Linked DNA regions of Homo sapiens: region 2 is linked to region 1. A link is a contact called in ENCODE Hi-C or POLR2A ChIA-PET data. All regions are on one chromosome and are shown on one strand. Each heading gives the region's core, a stretch centred on a gene start or an enhancer-like site at or near the end of the contact. The rest is flanking DNA. Distances are from core to core; before and after follow the strand shown.

The links. A loop is a pair of places that touch in the nucleus more often than their neighbours do. ChIA-PET counts read pairs that join two places held with the same protein, here RNA polymerase II (POLR2A). Pooled maps may share reads with other maps.
Region 2: a map with no recorded cell type shows a loop between it and region 1 (4-fold over the local background). The contact joins the promoter of HMSD here to the promoter of SERPINB10 in region 1. A Hi-C loop is called at or near these places in 11 of 168 maps with a recorded cell type or tissue (A673, CD14-positive monocyte, Caco-2 and 5 more), 37 of 37 single-sample maps with no recorded cell type and 15 of 50 pooled maps. POLR2A ChIA-PET finds 5 or more read pairs at or near these places in 4 of 52 experiments (GM12878, IMR-90, MCF 10A and 1 more).

Annotation. Positions count from the first base shown.
Region 1 is chr18:63,906,576-63,909,275 of GRCh38, forward strand. It overlaps SERPINB10 (serpin family B member 10), which reads left to right and starts at 1,383. Exons shown (of 8, transcript NM_005024.3): 1 at 1,383-1,465.
Region 2 is chr18:63,948,029-63,950,728 of GRCh38, forward strand. It overlaps HMSD (histocompatibility minor serpin domain containing), which reads left to right and starts at 1,273. Exons shown (of 4, transcript NM_001123366.2): 1 at 1,273-1,372. RefSeq lists a silencer at 1,111-1,340.

The DNA of each region.
Region 1 (2,700 bases), core at 133-2,632:
ATCTTTGACTTTAGGGAAGATGAAACCATTTGTTGCATAAATCCGCAAAATCTACATTGATGCCTTTACTATAACATAAGCAACACAAGCAAGTTTTCATGCTGGGTGGTGTTGCAGCCCAAGTCACTGTGGTGGACTGCTGTCAGTCAAGGCGAGCAGTCCTTCTATCTGGAGGCTCCATATGATGCTTTTTCTAATAGCAGTCCTGGAGGCATCCTTGGATAATCATATCTGCTCAGTGCAAAGTTGGGCAGGCATCATGGAACTTTCTAGCACACATCTCATTCCCTAGTGAAATCCAGAGTACCACTTTGCTCTGGGTTCCATATCAACATTCAAATATTAAAGTCTGAGCCATCTTGCCAGAAAATAAGTATGCCTCTGTGAAGAGAAAAACAGGAACTACGTGAGAAAAATATATAAAATAGTTTATAAATAGAGAGGCTCCTTCTTTGTCTTAATCCCTCCTGGAGATGTCTTCCTGTTCCAATCCCTCTCCCCATGACCCTCCCCGCCTTCCTCCATACACATGCAAATGAAACAAATGGCCTGTTATTTTTCTTTTGTAATAAATAAGGAGTGAAAAAGCATTCCTTGGGAAAAATAAAAGAGAACCAGAAAATGATGAACTAACATCCGACCCAATAATGGTGTCTAAAATTTTGATCCAAAACCCTTGTCCCTGCTAGTGGGGAAAACAGACATCCCAGTCATTCAAGTGATGCTCTGGGTTCTACACCAATGCTCTAAATGAGAACAGAAAATCTTCCGGGGTGCCTTTCACATAGTATCTGAGAGCCATTTTTAACAGGCTTACAATAAAGGCCAGGCATGATGGGTTGTGCCTGAAATCCCAGCACTTTGAGAGGCCAGAGGTGGGAGGATCACTTGAGCCCAGGAGCTAGAAGCTGCTGGGAAATATTATTGCACCACTGCCCTTCAGTCTGGGTGACAGAGTGAGACCCTATTTCTAGAAAAAACAAAACAGACACAACACAAATTAATAATTCAGTAATATTTTCAGTTTCATTGATCATTATTATTCCACTAATTTGAAGCTTTCTATTTGTGTTTTATAAAAAAAATACTACCTGGGAAAACCATGCCAAATATTCTCTGTTGGCAGACTAGAGAAAGGATTAAGCAAAAAAAGGATGAGTTACAATTTGTCAGAATCCAGGTCTCTCATGTGTACAGAGATGGAAAATGTGAGTAACTAAACAACTCAGGCAAACCCTTAACTGTCTCTTTCTGTCTTTTTATTGAGACTTCTGACAAAAATAAGCCTGAAAGAAAGAGTATACATGCTTGTGAAACTGAATCAAAGGGTGGAGCTAAGAACAGGGAGGTGCTAAAATTTTTTTTTTTTTTTTAATTTCTTCAGTTGAAAGTTTCTCAACTCTTCAGCCACAATCTCTTACTACAGGAGCAAATTGCCAATTCTGCTCCAGTGGGAGAAAACAAGGTATTGTAAATATTTCTTTGGTTAATGATTTTATTTATGTTTTTCTTCTTGGTTGAAGTGCCCAGCTAGGTAACAAATAATGAAGACCCCTTCCCCCAAAAAAGTCCAGAAATAATAGATAAGGCCCAATCCCTTAAGAATTTGTCTGTATAAGTCAGAGAGTAACCTGAGCTGGTTTGAAGTTTGTACTAGAAAAAGGGATATGGGAGAAAGAACATTCATTCCCAAAAAAAGTTAGAGAAATTGTTTTTCTAGGAATTGTGGAGTGGAATTTGCTCCTTGTTTTACTGGGAATTGTGAAATCATCAGTGGAGTTTCCTCCAGTCACATTTATGTATCTGTCAACATAGGCAGAGATAAATAAAATATTCTCTCAGGACGGTTGAGCCAAAACCCTTCAACTCTTTAGGAAATGTGAGCTTGGCACCCTGAATTTGGATCCTATTCATTAATATATGGAATTCATGGTTTGACTCTTTAACTGTTACCCCCACAAACCCAAAACCCCACTCTCCTCTCCTGGCCACCATTTCATGGGCCATTAGCTTTCTTCTCTTCTGTGGAATAATAAATGTTCCTAATCCCCCACATCATACTAGGTGCTCTTCATAAACCACCCCAAACTATTACCTGTTTCTAAAAAAGGCCTTAGGTGAATAGAGAGGTGCTGGGGATTGGGGAAGCTGTCATTCTCTGATATGCACAACTCCATGAGGAGGTAATATTATCAGTATCATCAGAAAGGCAAGAGGCCCTTGGGAGTGTCTCATGGAAAACGGGACAAGAATCCTCCCCACTCTCCAGATCTTCTTTCTCCTCCTGATGGTTCTCCATCATGTAATCTCTCTCTTTAGCCACTAAAATCTTAAACACAATGAGATACAATGGCAAGAGCAACTGTATTCACAGTCAAGATAACACAGTTGCAGTTTTGACTCTGCTGTGCATCCTTTGCTCAATCAACCTCTCTCAGCTTCAGTTTCTTAGCAGACAAAATGGGGGAGCTGGGTTAGGGAGATTCTAAGGGTCTTTCCAACACTGATGTGCTAGGGGCATGCGATGATGAAATGTCTATGATGAGACATTTTGATGAATGACACTATCCTTTTCTTGCTTTCTTAATTCTCTTTGGCTTCTCCTCTGAGCCTGTCTACAGGTTAAGCTCATAGATGATCAGTTTATAGCTCTTGAAAACTGCAAAAGAGCAATTAATTTTGAAAATAACCTGGTAGACT
Region 2 (2,700 bases), core at 23-2,522, 41 kb after region 1:
ATTCACAAATGAAATCAAACTATGTGTAAAATAGTTGGATTATACATTGTGACTAAGTAAGATTGATTGCAGGTGTACAAGACTAATTCAACATTTGAAAATCAAAGGAATCCGTCATATCAACAGGTAAAAAACAGAAAAAATCCTCAAAAAATTGCTAGCAACTCCAATTCAACAACACATTAAACAGATCACTCACCACGATCAAGTGAGATTCACCCGGGTATGCAAGTATGATTCAATATACACAAATCAATAAATGCGATACATTGCATTAAAAGAACCAACAACAAAAACTGCACGATCATTTCAATAGATGCCGAAAATGTATTCAGTAAAATCCTACATCTCTTTATGATAAAAATCCTTAACACATTGGGTATAGAAGGAATATACCTCAAAACAATAAAAACCAAAATGAAAAACCCACTGCTAATATCATACTGAACAGGGAAAAATTGAAAACCTTTCCTATAAGATCTGCAACAAGACAAGGATGCCCAGTTTCACCCCCTTTATTCAGTATCTGACTGGAAGTCCTGGCCGGGGCAATTAGGCAAGAAAAAGAAACAAAGGACACCCAAACTGGAAAGAAAGATGTAAAATTAGCTTTGCTCACCAATGGTATAATCTTATAATCGGAAAAACCAAAAGACTCCCCTCAAAAACTACTAGAACTAATAAATGAATCAGTAAAGTTGCAGAATACAAAATGGATATAAAATATCCGTAAGATGTCTATACATCTACAGTGAACAGTCTGAAAAAGAAATCAAGAAAGAAATCCCACTTACAATAGCTATAAGAAATATGATGTATAAAATACCTAGTAATCAATTTAATTAAAAAAGTGAAAGACTTCTACAAGGACAACTATAAAACACTGATGAGAAAAACGTGAAGAACACACACAGAAAATGGACACATATTCATGCTCATAGGTTGGAATAATTAATGTTAAAAGTACAATGCTACCCAAACAATTTACAGATTGAATGCAATCCCTGTCAAAATACCAATGTCATTCTTCACAGAAATAGAAAAAAAAAAAAACCCTATAATTTGTATGGAACCACGAAAAACCCCAAATAGCCAAAGCGCATTATCGCTTCTTGACTGAAAACTCCCGGACAGTTGGGGCTTTTTCCTGCACAGAGATTGGCCACTTCCTGCACATCAGGAGATCCCCGCGGCCTGCGGGACCCGCCCCGCCCTCCTGCCCAGGCGCCCGCTAGGTGGTGCCTGGCTGGGCCCGACTCCGCCCGCCTCCCCATTCACTGGGAACTAACACCCGGCGCCGCTCAGACATCTCTATTCCCGCCTCTCCGACCCGGTCTCACTTCGCTCCTGGGCAGCTGCGCGGAGAACTGGGGTAGGTGTTTGACTTTGGGAGTGGTTCCCACACGCTGGATTCTCGTTACCTGCTCTTGAGCCCAGGAAAAGGGCGGGAACCTACGAAAGGGAAGCCCAGTGAAGTGCTCAGCGCACCTGTTGCTCCAGACCTTTCCCTGGGGCTGTCCTTCTTTACTCGGTCTCTGGCGGGGGCTCCCTAAGGGCAGGGACTTGGCTGCACTTGGCTGTGTGCCCTATGGGTCCAGGCGCGGGGAGGGGAGGCCAGGGCGAATGGGCGCGGAGCTGGGGGGTGAAAGTCCTGCCTGGGCTCCACTCATCCTGCAGGAGCTGGAAGTAGGTACAATGAGGCCTCCCACCCTGGTGAAGTTTATGTTGGGCGCTGGAAGGGGCTGTGAGGCCTGGGACCTCCAGGAAAAACAACAGCAGCAGTATTTATTTGTCGGTACCGAAACTCGTATGCTCTCAGTATTCAGAATTTGTACTTGACATTCCTCCTCCTTTAAAAGAAACCAGGAGAGGCGTTGATAGTATGTTTTTGGACTGGAAAAAAATCAAAATGAGGACGATACTGTTGCCAGAAAGCAAAAGTGTTGGGATAGTGTAAAAAGAAAGTAACCAATTTACAGAGATTCCCAGTAGACAAGTTGTGAGAATTTGCTCAAGAACAAAAACCAGTATGTGTTAATTGAAATACATGTTACAACAAAGCCAAGAAAGAGTCCTTTAGTAAATTCAGATAAAACAAGTAAAATGGGCCAGGCGCGGTGGCTCACGCTTGTAATCCCAGCACTTTGGGAGGCTGAGGGGGGCGGATCACGAGGTCAGGAGTTCGAGACCCAGCCTGGCCAATATGGTGAAACCCAGTCTCTACTAAAAATACAAAAATTAGCCGGGTGTCGTGACATGGGCCTGTAGTCCCAGCTACTCAGGAGGCTGAGGCAGAAGAATCGCTTGAACCTGGGAGGCAGAGGTTGCAGTGAGCCAAGATTGCACCACTGCACTCCAGCCTGAGGGACAAAGCGAGACTCTCTCTCAAAAAAAAAAAAAAAAAAAAAAAAAAATGTAAGATGAGTTTAAAGGAGGCAGGAAATAATTTCAATAATGTTTACAAGAAATGCTGTGTGATGATTCATATACGACTGCTGTGTAGGAATAGTGACTATAGGCACCTAGGTTGACAGGCACAGTGGTTACAAAAACCAACCTGAAGGCCTAAATATTAAACCAGGAGACTTTGAAAGCCAACTTGTGGATAGAACTCTGTGTTACGCAAATCAGATGCACGAGAACCTCAAATAGTATTTCATTTCAAGGAAAGGCATTTGGCAAAAAAAAGAAAAAAGCAAA